Linked DNA regions of Homo sapiens: region 2 is linked to region 1. Evidence: chromatin contacts called from ENCODE Hi-C or POLR2A ChIA-PET data. All regions are on one chromosome and are shown on one strand. Each heading gives the region's core, a stretch centred on a gene start or an enhancer-like site at or near the end of the contact. The rest is flanking DNA. Distances are from core to core; before and after follow the strand shown.

Region 1 (7,126 bases), core at 3,286-5,785:
ACGAGCCAAGCAACGTGGTTGAGTGGAGTGCATGGCTGGAGAAATATTTTAGAAAAACGGCTGGTACAGAAGGTCGAGGCCACTCTATGGAAGATGTGGATGGCTGGTTAGTGCCTGGCCTTGGTGGGTGATTAGGTAGATCACAAGTATGTTTGGTTTGGCTGGTTTTGGCCCACATGATATTTATTTCTGTCAGCTTTAGAATGTGATACATTTTAAGTAATAATCCTGAATTAGGCCATGACGAAAAATATTGGAAGCACTGGCAAGAGGCCATGCTCCCACTGGTGGCCAGGACCCAGAGTGTCTAGAGCTCCCTGCCTCACCACAGACCCCTACACCTGTCTCAGCCTGGCCTTCTTCCCTCGTCTGCATAGTCCCCGGCCTCTATTGCCATCCTGAATGAAGTCACAGGGAGCCAAGGGAAGGCCTGAGGAGAGGGATGTGTAAGAAAGATGAGGCCAGGCGCGGTGGCTCACTCCTGTAACCCCAGCACTTTGGGAGGCCAAGGCAGGCAGATCACGTGAGATCAGAAGTTTGAGACCAGGCTGACCAACGTGGTGAAACCCCATCACTACTAAAAATACACACACACACACACACACACACAGCTGGATTTGGTGGCGCATGCCTGTAGTACCAGCTACTCAGGAGGCTGAGGCACGAGAATCGCTTGAACTTAGGAGGTGGAGCTTGCAGTGAGCCAAGATCGCACGGCTGCACTCCAGCCCGGGTGACAGAGTGAGACTTTGTCTCAAAAAAATAATAAAATAGGTGAAAATTTTTTTAAATATTTAAAAAGAAAGAAAGGAAGGAAGAGAGGAAGGGCCTGCAATTCAGAGGGAAACGGACTCGTGGTTGCCAGGACTACAGGAAGGGGATGGGGAGTCACCACTTATTGGCTACAGGGTTTCCCTTTGGGATAAAAAAGTGTGGAACTAGATACTGGCTGTGGTCCTACCATGTTGTATATGTACTAAATGCTACTGGATCATTCACTGTAAAACAAAGTAGTAATTTTTATATTATGTGCAATTTACCACAAGAATGGATGAATGAATGACGTGGGTGACGGAGAGAGAGACATGCATGAGGAGGCGTTTCCACACGTATGGAAGGTCTTTAGTGATAAGATTGTAAAAAGTCTTATTATTATTGTTTGTCAAAAAAATGGCACCTTTAATACTTTTTAAAACTCTATTTATTGACAGAGGAATTTATTTCAGGAGAGCCCTATGCTGGGTTGTGGGTGGAAATCAAAGAAACAGGGTGGTCCCAGAGCATGTAGCACCCAGGAAGGCATGAAAGAAGAGCTCTGAAGTTCAGGATGGGGAATGGTGGGGGGAGAGGCGGCCTGGGAGTTGGCCCAGGGACAGCTGTATAGGAGGGGTGGGAGGTATGTGGGAAGGGATTTTCCAAGAAGAGAAAAAATATGTATAAATTCCCAGCCTCCTTGTAGCAAGTTTTTTCGTAATGTAAGTCAAACATTGATTAGGAAAAAAATTGGAAAAATAGAAGAAAACATAGATCCGTTATTATCCTCCAACCTTACCCCAACAGCCCTGTGGCCCCAAACCTTGGGACAACCACTGTTAATATTGTGGTATTATTTCCTAGTCTTTTTTTCCCCTTGTGTAGTTTATTGTAGTTAACAAAAAATGGAATCAGGTTGTACAAATAGTTTCAAACCTGAGTTTTGATTTGGTATGCTAATGAGCATTTTCCTAGTGTATGCATACTGTAATCGTTACATTAAAATCCACAGTATAGGGCAGGCATGGTGGCTTATGCCTGTAATCCTAGCACTGTGGGAGGCCAAGGCGGGCCAATCACCTGAGGTCAGGAGTTCGAGACCAGCCTGACCAACATAGTGAAACCCCATTTCTACTAAATACAAAAAAAAATTAGCCAGGTATGGTGGCGGGTGGCTATAATCCCAGCTACTTGGGAGGCTGAGGCAGGAGAATTGCTTGAACCTGGGAGGTGGAGGTTGCAGTGAGCCGAGATCGTGCCACTGCACTCCAGTCTGGGTGACAGACTGAGACTGTGTCTCAATTAAAAAACCAAAAAGTGGCTGGACACACTGGCTCATGTCTGTAATCCCAGCACTTTGGGAGGTTGAGGTGAGCGGATCATCTGAGGTCAGGAGTTCGAGACCAGCCTGGCCAACATGGTGAAACCCGTCTCTACTAAAAGTACAAAAATTAGTCGGGTGTGGTGGCGGGCGCCTGTAATCCTAGCTACTCAGGAGGCTGAGGCAGGAGAATCGCTTGAACCCGGGAGGTGGAGGTTGTAGTGAGCTGAGATCACGCCACTGCACTCCAGCCTGGGCGAGAGAGCGAGACTCCCTCTTAAATAAATAAATAAATAAATAAATAAAATAAGAGAGAGAGAGAGATCCTCCCACCTAAGCCTCTCAAAGTGCTGGGATTACAGGCGTGAGCCACTGTGCCCAGCCTACATAAGATTTTTTTCATATATCAGATTATTTTCTTTCCCTGGATTCCCTGATGCAGGATTTTTGGGGTGAAAGGCACTTGGTACATGTTGCCAAATTGCTTTACTGCAGAGTTACACCAGCTCCATGCCATCCGTAGTTCATGAGCACATGTGGGGTGTTCCAGGAAAATAGGGACTCACTTGGCTTGGCAGGAGCAGAGTAGGGAGAAGGAGATTAAGGCTACTTCGCAGAGGAAGTGGATACCATGCTAAGGAATTTGGAAGCTTATTCTAGATCAGGGTGTACAGCTTTTTCTATAAAGACCCAGATAGTAAGTATTTTAGGCTTTTGCTTGTTACAAAGTGCAGGTCATACAGAGGAACCTCCTTGTCTCTGTCATTGTCATGTGAAAGTAGCCATAGACAATACAAAAAGAATAGCTGTGGCCATGTGCCAATAAAACTTTATTTGCAAAAACAGAAAGTGGGCTGGGCATGGTGGCTCACACCTGTAATCCAGCACTTTGGGAGGCCCAGGAGGGTGGCTCACCTGAAGACAAGAGTTCAAGACCAGCCTGGCCAACATGGTGAAACCCTGTCTCTACTAAAAATACAAGAAAATTAGCCGGGCATGGTGGTGGGTGCCTATAATCTGAGCTACTCAGGAGGCTGAGGCAGGAGAATCATTTGAACCCAGGAGGTGGAGGTTGCAGTGAGCCGAGATCGTGCCATTGCACTCCAGCCTGGGTGACAAGAGTGAAACTCCGTCTCAAAAAAAAAAAAAAAAACAGAACGTGAACAGAGTTTGGTCCTCAGACCGTAGTTTCTAATTCTTGTTCTAGGATGGCTTTTAAACTATTTTGGATTCCAATCCACAGTAAGAAATGTATTTTATATCATGAGCCAGTATATACACACATGTATGCATGTGCATGTTAAACTGAAACAAAAGTTTTATTTAAAAAAAAAATAAAACGAAGCCACCACTAGCTTCTCTAACAGCGTGTGATAAGCTTTTGTATTTTCTACTCTGTGCTGTTTTTGGTACTGTTGTTTTGTTTTGGTTTCGTTTGGTTTTGGTTTTAAGATGCTACTTGCAACCCACCAGCTTGATTTCATGATCCACTAATGGAACATGATCTACAGTTTGAAAAAATACTAAAAGTCAATGGGGAGATCCTTGAAAGTTTTCTGAGTGGAAAAGTGACCTAATCCCTGAATAAGTTTAGGAAGTGGACATTGCTGCATGTGGTTTATATAGGTGCCCCAAAGATAATGAGAACTGTGGTATCAGTATTAGAGTCACTACTTCCTGTACTTTGATCATGGAAAATCAAAAGCTCAGAGCTATGTGTCGTTTGCCGTCTTCCATTTTCTCCTGAGTTGGAAATTCTGTTTTGTGCTTGGTTACCGGATTGGTTCTTCCAGTCATTGCACACAGGTGCTTATTCCCTTCCACTGCTGCTCAGGTTATGTGAAATTACCTCCAGAGAAATTTGCACCTAAGAAACAGGGCGATGGTGGTAAGGACCTCCCCACGGAAGCAAAGAAGCTGCAGCTGAATTCTGCAGAGGAGCTCTATGCTGAGATCCGAGATAAGAACTTCAACGCAGTTGGCTCTGTGCTCAGCAAGAAAGCAAAGATCATCTCTGCAGCATTCGAGGTGAGGCAAGTTTTGGGTGTCATTCTGCAACTCTAGGCCTCAGGTAGATGCCCACCCCTGAGGGGAATAAGAGCTCCAAAAATATGTAGCCATTAAACCAGGCTTCAATGCAACTTTTCTCATCTTCAGTAACTGCAGATTCAGTATTGGAAGATCCGAGGTTTTCATTTTAAACTTTCTCAGACCCGCGTTGCGTAAAGTTCTTTTTGTGTGGAGGGTAGGTGGAGGCGCAAGTGTGTGCAGTTTACAGACTTCCATCATAAACATTTGCTTTATCGTCTTAAATTATTTCCTACCTTGCCTAAGAGGAAGCCATCTGTACTACAAATAAAGAATCCTCTATAATAGAACTTGTGGTTCATGCTGAAAACTCAAGTTTAGCCAGTGTGACTGCGGCAGGGGAAGTCAGCACGTGTGGCAGGTGATAATGAGACTGAAATCCCCAGCAACCCCGAGCTTTGAAATTGGTGGCTTCATTATCACCTTCCTGCCTCCTCTTGCCCGTTCACTAGTTTATTCTTGCTCAGGCTCCTTTTTGAAACATGGGAATTCAACAAGATCATAAAGTCTGAATATTTCAACTTTGGAAACATAAATGGGAAGTTTTTGAAAATGAATTTTTCACTGAGTATGTAGTTCTAGATTTTTTTTTGACAGGGTCTCGCTTTGTCTCCCAGGATGGGTGTAGTGGTACAATCATGGCTTACTGAGCTGCTACCTCCCAGGCTCAAGCAATCCTCCCACCTCAGCCTCCCGAGTAGCTGGGACCACAGGCACATGCCATCATGCCTGGCAGAGTTTTTTGTTGTTTTTTTTTCTGTAGAGATGGGGACTTCCTGCGTTGCCCAGGCTGGCTTGGAACTAGGCCATGTAATTCCAGATTTTATCTTTCTCAGGAATTATGTTCATTAATTGATTTTCATATTTCTGAAGTTACTTTTGGTTTAAGTTATTAAATTTTGCCAAAAAATATTATCATCACCAAGCTATGTTCGCTTTGTTCATAGACTATACTCAAGACTAAGGTTCAGGCCAGGCACAGTGGCTCACGCCTGTCATCCCGGCACTGTCGGAGGCTGAGGCAGGAGGATCGCTTGAGCCCAGAAGTCCTAGACCAGCCTGGGCAACACAGCAAGACACTGTCTCTACAAAACTTTTTTTTTTTTTAACTAGCTGGGCAGTGGCGTGTGCCTGTAATCCCAGCTCCTTGGGAGGCTGAGGTAGGAGCCTAGGAGGCGGAGGCTGCAGTGAGCTGTGATGACACCACTGCACTCCAGCCTGGGCGACAGAGACCCTGTCTCAACATCAAATAAAAGACTGAGGGTCAACAGAAAAAATGGATTTTTTTCTGTTACACAGGAAACTTTTCCTCTTTATGGTACCCTCTAAACATAATTTTTTGTCTTAGTTTTTTACTCAGAAATTTGTATGGTTTATATAGTACTATCTTTCACCAATACTCAGATGTCCACAAAATACTGACACAGTGTTTAAGCTGGTACATTGGAAGACAGACTCTGAGGCATTTGCTTCTTTAAAGAAGTGCTAATTCAGGAGACAGGCACCATGACCTCTATTATTTCAGTCATATATATACTTTTCTTTTCTCTTTTTTTATGTAATGTAATGATTTATTTGTATTCCATTCTTCCTTTCTCATTAATATAAATGAAACATCCTCTGAACAATACAAAAAACAAAGCACTTAAAATATCGGCCAGGCGTGGTGGCTCACGCCTGTAATCCTAACACTTTGGGAGGCCAAGGTGGGTGGATCACCTGAGGTCAGGAGTTCGAGACCAGCCTGACCAATATGGTGAAACCCTGTCTCTACTAAAAATACAAAAATTAGTTTGGGCATGGTGGTGGGCACCTGTAATCCCAGCTACTCGGGAGGCTGAGGCATGAGAATCACTTGAACCTGGGAGGCGGAGGTTGCAGTGAGCCGAGATTGCGCCACTGCACTCCAGCCTGGGCAACAAAGCGAGAGTCCTTCTCAAAAAAATAAAATAAATAAACTATCTTCCCTGCTTGAGGCACTGCTCTCTTGTTTATTTCAGGAAAGACACAATGCTAAGACCGTGGGGGAGATCAAGCAGTTTGTTTCCCAGTTGCCCCACATGCAGGCAGCAAGGGGCTCGCTTGCAAACCATACCTCAATTGCAGAATTGATCAAAGATGTCACTAGTGAGTATCCTTTGTAATGATTGTTTCAGTCTGGGGCTACTTGCACATACAACGTTTGACACCTAGGTCATCAACACCACAATGCCTCTTCGGGAGAGTCAGCTCTGTCTTAATACCACGTGTTCTTCTCAGTGTTAATGAAGTATACATATGTTAATAGTTAAGGATATTCCAGGCGGGGCATGGTGGCTCATGCCTGTAATCCCAGCACTTCGGGAGGCCAAGACGGGCAGATCACTTGAGGTCAGGAGTTTGAGACCAGCCTGGCCAACATGATGAAACCCCATGTCTACTACAAATACAAAAATTAGCCAGGCACAGTGGTATGCATCTGTAGTCCCAGCTACCTGGGAGGCTGAGGCAGGAGAATTGCTTGAACCTGGAAGGCGGAGGTTGCAGTGAGCCGACATCACGCCACTGCACTCCAGCCTGGGTGACAGAGTGAGACTCCATCTCGAAAAACAAAACAAAAAGAATGTTCCATTTGTTGGCCAGGCATGATGGCTCACATCTGTAACCCCAGCACTTCGGGAGGCTGAGGCAGGCAGATCACTTGAGTCCAGGAATTGAAGACCAGCCTGGGCAACATGGCGAAACCCTGTCTCTACTAAAAATACAAAAATTAGCTGGGCATGGTGGCACATGCCTGTAGTTACAGCTACTCAGGAGGTTGAGGCATGAGAATCACATGAACCCTGGAGGCAAAGGTTACAGTGAGCTGAAATCACGCCACTGCACTCCAGCCTGGTTGAGCGAGACTCCATTAAAAAAAAAAAAGACTGGGCGAGGTGGCTCATGTCTGTAATCCCACCACTTTGGGAGGCCGAGGCAGGTGGA
Region 2 (7,126 bases), core at 2,890-5,389, 61 kb after region 1:
TATTTATTTATTGTTTATTTATTATTATTTTGAGGTGGAGTCTCGCTCTGTTGCCCAGGCTGGAGTGCAGTGGCACAATCTTGGCTCACTGCAACCTCCGCCTCCTGGGTTCAAGCGATTCTCCTGCCTCAGCCTCCTGAGTAGCTGCTATTACAGGCACCAGCCACGACGCCTGGCTAATTTTTGTATTTTTGTAGAGGGGATATTCCTATGTTGCCCAGGCTGGTTTTGAATTCCTGAGAACAGGCAATCTGCCCACCTCAGCCTCCCAGAGTGCTGGGATTCAGGCCTACTTCATTCCTTTCTATGAGTGAATAGCATTCTATTGAATGGATAGACCACTTTGAGATGGAGTCACTCTGTCGCCCAGACTGGAGTGCAGTGGCACAGTCTCGGCTCACTGCAACCCTTGCCTCCTGGGTTCAAGCAATTCTCCTGTCTCAGCCTCCCAAGCAGCTGGGACTACAGGCGCATGCCACCACACCCGGCTAATTTTTGTATTTTTAGTAGAGATGGGGTTTCGCCATGTTGGCCAGGCTGGTCTCAAACTCCTGACCTCAGGTGATCCACCTGCCTCGGCCTCCCAAAGTGCTGGGATTACAGGTGTGAGCCACCGCGCCTGGCCTGTCCACATTTTTTTGTTTATCCATTCATCTGTTTATAGACCCTTGAGTTGTGTCCACCCTTCTGCTATTGTGAGTAACGCAGCTCTGAACTCTGGAGTACAAGAATCTGGCTAAATCCCTGTCTTCAGTTCCTTCATGGATACACCTAGGAATGGAAGCACTGGGTCATATGGTTATTCTATGTTGAACTTTTCTAGGAAAGTGACCTACATTTTAAAAGCCTGGAGCTGGGCCTTACCCTCCACCCATGCTGGCCACACTATGTGGGGCAGGGTAAGGCAAGGCCTCTGGGCAGCGGAGGCCCAAATACTCAACACAGACCGGGGCTCCTTCACCTTGAGTGTGGGGGGCAGATTGGTGGCATCCACCTCCTTGATTCGATTGGCGCTCAGTACCAACTCCTCCAGCTTTAGAAATTTCAGGAGGTCTTTATCCACCAGGGTGACCTGGAAGAGGGGAGAGGAAGCTGAGGGCTGTAGCAGGAGAGGGAGCACGGGCACAGAACCCATGTCCACATTAGGAAGACAGCGGCTCCTCCATCAGAGTTACTTCCCCTCCCTTCCCACCCCCTGCTCCCCGGAAGCCGTTCCTGCACTGCATCGCTCTGCCAGGATCCAAGAGCCTCTCCCAACCTCCATCCTTCCTCTGACCATAGGTGGTGCATGATTTCTAGGCCAATGACCTGTGTCCTTTGTTGGACCATAAGCCACCTGCGAGGGCAGGAACCTCTCTCCTTTCTGTCTACCCCAGAGCCACAGTGAACTCTGGGCACTGAAGTCAGTCAAGGTGTCCAGGAATCACCCAGAGCAGGGTCCGACCAGAAGCTGCAGTGACCCATCCGTGACTCCTCAGTTCCTGTGACCTCAAAGACATCAGGGCCCTTCCCAGCGGGGCCTCGCTTCTCCAGGGCCACCAACTGTGCCAGTCTGTCCAGGACACGAAACCTTCTGCACTGAAACTGAAAGTCCCTGGCAAACTGCTACCAGTCAGTCACCCTATTTGTCCCCTAGTGCCGTGTCACTTCCCAGTGGCTCTGGAAAAAGAAAGCCAAGGGTTGGGAAGGCTGAGACCAAGTTTCCAGGCAATTTTTGGGCTGGCTTGCTGGCTTTATTTATTTATTGAGACAGAGTCTCACTCTTGTTTGCTTGCTTGCTTAATTGATTGAGACAGGGTCTCATTCTGTCACCCAGGCTGGAGTGCAGCGGTGCGATCATGATCACTGCAGCCTCTACCTCCCCACCTCAAGTGATTCTCCTGCCTAAGCCTCTGAGTAGCTGGGGCTACAGGCGTGCACCACCATACCTGGCTAAATTTAAAGATGTTACAGAGGTGGGATCCCACTATGTTGCCCAGGCTGGGCCTCTAACACCTAGACTCACACGATCCTCCTGCCTCAGCCTCCCAAAGTGCTGAGATTACAAGCACCAGAGAGCCACCATGCCGAGACTGGGCTCTGCTACTGATGTAAACAAAGAATGCTTTTTGGTAACAAATTAAAATAGAACTACACCAACCTTCCCCTACCCTGACCCCCACGGTTTAAACGAAGTAAAACTAACACAGACCCTTCAAAAAACCTTTACTAGGACCCAGGAGGGTCCACTGCAGAACTCAGGGGTGGAAGCTGTGCCATGATGGCTTCCAGGGGTAAAGGAAGAAGAAACGCAAGGCTGACCGAGTAGCCGGCCCTGCCTGGCACACAAGCCAGGGAGATGAAGCAGATGGAGGGCAGGCTGGCCTTCGTTTCAGCCCTGAAAGCAGGATCCCTGACGCGCTGTGGGGAAGGGTGCCCTCCCCACAACCTCCCTTAGGGGAGCGGCCACCCTAACATCACCTACCACGTGCCCAGCACTGACCTTCTTGTCTATTACCCGCAGGGACCGGAAGTAGGAGTAGAAGAAGGTGTCTGTGATCGTCAGCGGGTTCCGGATGGCCAATTCTCTCAGGAAACTGTCTTCTGCATTCGAGTTGTTCAGCAGAGCCCAGGGGGAGTGGCGGCTGCGGACCAGGCCCAGCAGGGCCTCCACCGTCTCCTCTCCGGGGCTCACCACATCCTCCTCTCTGGGGACAAGCTCCCTCCAAGTTCGCCAAGTTTGAGGAAGAAAGCGCGACTTATTCTGCAGTGGCAGAGGAGGGATTTTCTGTAGGTGTGACACAGCCCCCTTAAGGACACCAAACTCTCAAAACAGAACAGATCATAAAACTGGACGATTAGGGATAGAGTTTAGAAATCTAGAGAGTAGGCCAGGTGCGGTGGCTCATGCCTGTAATCCCAGCACTTTGGGAGGCTGAGGCAGGCGGATCATGAGGTCAAGAGATCGAGGCCATCCTGGCTAACACGGTGAAACCCCGTCTCGACTAAAAATACAAAAAATTAGCCGGGCGTGGTGGCACGCAACTGTAGTCTCAGCTACTCGGGAGGCTAAGGCAGGAGAATCGTTTGAACCCGGGAGGCGGAGGTTGCAGTGAGCCGAGATCACGCCACTGCACTCCAGGCTGGGTGACAGAGCGAGACTCCGTCTCAAAAAAAAAAAAAAAAATCTAGACAGTGAATAATCAATAATTTTGATGGATTATTAGCCATGGATATAACTACAGATGAGGTGAGATACAAAATAATTAAAAGGTGCCATTCCTTTTAAAAAGGCAGGTGGATCACTTGAGGTCAGGAGTTTGAGACCAGCCTGGGCAACATGGTGAAATCCTGTCTCTACTAAAAATACAATAATTAGCCGGGCATGGTGGCAGGTGCCTGTAATCCCTGCTACTTGGGAGGCGGAGGTTGCAGTAAGTCGACATCGCGTCACTATGCTCCAGCCTGGGCAGTAAGCCTTCCTGGGCCACACCTGGGCGCCCCTCGTGGTTGAAGCCACGGGAGGGAAGGGTCTAGGACTCTGGAGACAGGGAGGCAGGATGGGGGGTAACCCCTTCTCCTGGACTCAAGGTCGCAGGCTTCAGGCTGAGCCACCTCTCACACTGCCTCAGGCTCTTATTAAATGCTCGGAGGCTGGGAAAAGTTGTGGAACTCTTTGCCCAAAACAAAAGCTTTTCACCCCAAAAGGAGCCTGCCCACTAGAAATCTGGGGTGTTGACGTCTTCAAGTCAGGGAGAGGCCCCAGCCCAGGTCAGCTGATGTGCTCAGGACGGGCCCCGCTCTCCTCCCCGCGCAGTGCCCGCGACTCGGGCCCCACCGTCACCCTCAAGCCCCACCCGCCCCCATGTCGGCGGCCCCCAGAATGCGCAGATCCCAGGCCCCAGGGACCAGCCCGCTCCGCTCGCCCGGGCCCGTGCCTCCCCGCAGCCGGTCCAGGCCCCCAGAGTTCCGGCCCCGGCGCCCGCACCCAGCTGCCGGCACCGCACGGGAACTCGCGCAGACACAGCTTCCGCAAGTGCTCGCGCACGGCCGCGCTCACGGTCCCGGTCCCGGGCCGCTGAGTCCCAGGCCCGGCCTCAGACTCGGACTCGGACTCGGACTCGTACGACGCCTCCATGGCCCGGGCCGCGTTGCCCGGCAACCGCTAGGACGCGTGCGCGGGGGCAGGGGCCTCTCCAGGCGCTCTCACCTGCCCCGAGGGAAAAGTCCCCCATCCGGATCAGACAGCCTGGCCCCAACCACCTGCGTTTTCTCTTCTGCCCTCATCTATAAAAATGGGATAACAGCTGGTGGTTCTAAGTGCGGCAGCTCCCGCAGGCAGTAAGCGCCATAGCTGACCTGTTTCTTAGCTCCTGTCAAGCACTCCCCACGGAAAGTCATCCTATACCCATCTGACAGATGGAGAAAGGAGAAGAGGGCCCAAGGTCAAACATCTCGACTCCAACCAGCCAGTGGGTTCCAGGGTGGTCTCTCTAACCCTGGAGTCAGGGATTTTATCACTGTCCACCTGTATAACTGTTTAATCACCCAGACCTCATTTTTTAAATTTTTTATTTATTTTATTTTATTGAGACAGAGTCTCGCTCTGTCGCCCAGGCTGGAGTCCAGTGGCGAGATCTCAGCTCACCGCAATCTCCGTGTCCCGGGTTCAAGCGATTCTCCTGCCTCAGCCTCCCGAGTAGCTGGGATTACAGGCGCGCATGACCACTTCCGGCTTTTTTTTTTTTTTTTTTTTTTTTGAGACCGAGTTTCACTCTTGTTGTCCAGGCTGGAGTGCAATGGCGCGATCTCGGCTCACTGCAACCTCCGCCTCCCAGATTCAACCGATTCTCCTGCCTCAGCCTCCCGAGTAGCTGGGATTACAACCGCCTGCCACAACGCCCCGCTAATGTGTATTTTTAGTAGAGACGGGGTTTCACCATGTTGGCCAGGCTGGTCTCGAACTCCTGACCTCAGGTGATCCACCCACCTCGGTCTCCCCAAGTGCTGGGATTACATACGTGAGCCACCGCACCCAGCCTAATTTTTTGTATTTTAGTAGAGATGGAGTTTCACCATGTTGCCCAGGTTGGTCTCAAACTCCTGGGCTCAGGCAATCCACTGGCCTCAGCCTCCCAAAGTGTTGGGATTACAGGCGTGAGCCACCACGCCCAGCCATGAAGCTTCTTTTATAAGGACATTGATCCCATTCCTGAGGAGCCCCCAAACTTAATCACTTCCCAAAGGGCCCCACGTTTTAATACTATCACACTGGGCATCAGGTTCTGACAAATGAATTTTGGAGGAACACATTAACATCTCTCATTCTTTTTGACTATACGATATCGGGACAACTTTACTGTTATTAGAAAAATTAGGCTGGGCGCGATGGCTCACCCCTGTAAACCCAGCACTTTGGGAGGCTGAGGTGGGTGGATCACCTGAGGTCAGGAGTTCGAGACCAGCCTGATCAACATGGTGAAACCCCGTCTCTACTAAAAATACAAAAATTAGCCAGGCGTGGTGACACATGCCTATAGTCCCAGCTACTTCGGAGGCTGAGGCAGGAGAATTGCTTGAACCCAGGAGGCGGAGGTTGCAGTGAGCCGAGATCACATCACTGCACTCCAGCCTGGGCAACAGAGTGAGACTGTCTCAAAAAAAAAAAAAAATTTATCCAAAACTGGGAGTTAAGGCAAAAAGATGACCATATGTCCTTTCTTTTCCTTTTTTTTTTTTTGAGACGGAGTCTCCCTCTGCCGTCCAGGCTGGAGTGCAGTGGTGCAATCTCGGCTCACTGCAAGCTCCGCCTGCCAGGTTCACGCCATTCTCCTGCCTCAGCCTCCTGAGTAGCTGGGACTACAGGCGCCCGCCACCAAGCCCGGCTAATTTTTTGTATTTTTAGTAGAGACGGGGTTTCACCGTGTTAGTCAGGATGGTCTCGATCTCCTGACCTCGTCATCCGCCCACCTCAGCCTCTCAAAGTGCTGGGATTACATGCATGAGCCACCGGGCCCAGCCAACCATATGTCCTTTCAAAGAAGAAAATATCCTTTTTTTTTTTTGAGGCAGGGTCTCCCTTTGTTATCCAGGCTACTGTGCAGTAGCGTGATCACAGGTCACTGAAGCCTGGACCTCCTGAACTGAAGCGGTCCTCCCACCTCAGCCTCCTGAGTGGCTGGGACTACAGGCATGCATCACCATGCCTGGCTAATTTTTTTGTATTTTTAGTACAGATGGGGTTTCGCCATGTTGCCCAGGCTGGTCTCGAATTCCTGACCTCAAGTGATCCACCCACCTCAGCCTCCCAAAGTGCTGAGATCACAGGCGTGAGCCACCATGCCTGGCTCTCAAAGAATAAAATAAATATCTATGAGTCCATAGTGATATAAATAAATCAAGGAGATGAATCACAGATATGGCTCCTGCAATTTTGATGGAGCAACAGATGGACAATGTGCAGTGAAGGAAGAGAAGACTGAGAGGGGAAATCAAGCATCCTGTTTGGAACAAGTTAAGGTCCAGATGCCAATGGGCGTCTACTGTGTCAAATCAGCCATTGGTTAGGAGTAAGAGCTCAGGAATGAGGTCAGGTCTGGGCAGACCACAGAGCCCAAGATACACAGAAGAGGCCCAGCCAGGAAGCCCTTCCACCCTTCATCCCAAGTCCCCCTGCAGCCAACACTGTCTCTTTTCTCTTCCTTCTCATCCAAGCTTCTTGACACAGTGGTCTATACTCACTTTTTCTTTTTTTCTTTTCTTTTGAGACGGAGTTTTGCTCTGTTGCCCAGGCTGGAGTGCAGTGGCGCAATCTTGGCTCACTGCAACCTCCGCCTCCTGGGTTCAAGCAATTCTCCTGCCTCAGCCTTCTGAGTAGCTGGGATTGCAGGCTCCCGCCACCATGCCCAGCTAGTTTTTGTATTTTTAGTAGAGACAGGGTTTCTCCATGCTGGTCAGGCTGGTCTCGAACTCCTGACCTCAAGTGATCCACCTGCCTTGGCCTCCCAAAGTGCTGGGATTACAGGTGTGAGCCACTCGCCCCTGGCCTATGCTCACTTTTTCCTCACTTCCCAAACCACCACAATATAACTGCCACACCAAAAATTTATTCAAACTCTCCCAGCAAAGTTTCTGTGACCTCATGTTG

What was found. Hi-C counts contacts between places; a loop is a spot of excess contacts on that map. ChIA-PET counts read pairs that join two places held with the same protein, here RNA polymerase II (POLR2A).
Region 2: a map of endothelial cell of hepatic sinusoid shows a loop between it and region 1 (4-fold over the local background). The contact joins the promoter of LRRC43 here to the enhancer-like site in region 1. A Hi-C loop is called at or near these places in 1 of 168 maps with a recorded cell type or tissue (endothelial cell of hepatic sinusoid). POLR2A ChIA-PET finds 5 or more read pairs at or near these places in 3 of 52 experiments (AG04449, H1 and PC-9).

What each region holds. Positions count from the first base shown.
Region 1 is chr12:122,241,545-122,248,670 of GRCh38, reverse strand. It overlaps VPS33A (VPS33A core subunit of CORVET and HOPS complexes), which reads left to right. Exons shown (of 13, transcript NM_022916.6): 7 at 3,909-4,102; 8 at 6,163-6,289. Among named protein-coding and RNA genes, the nearest start is that of DIABLO, 19 kb to the right of the region's middle. Within about 2 kb of position 4,535, at least 2 of the 41 ENCODE cell types and tissues checked have a DNase peak (open chromatin) inside an H3K27ac peak, as active enhancers do.
Region 2 is chr12:122,180,136-122,187,261 of GRCh38, reverse strand. LRRC43 (leucine rich repeat containing 43) reads right to left here and starts at 4,139. Exons shown (of 12, transcript NM_001098519.2): 1 at 3,968-4,139; 2 at 2,483-2,743; 3 at 962-1,072. The coding sequence starts at 4,117. RefSeq lists an enhancer at 2,349-2,418 and a silencer at 4,012-4,111.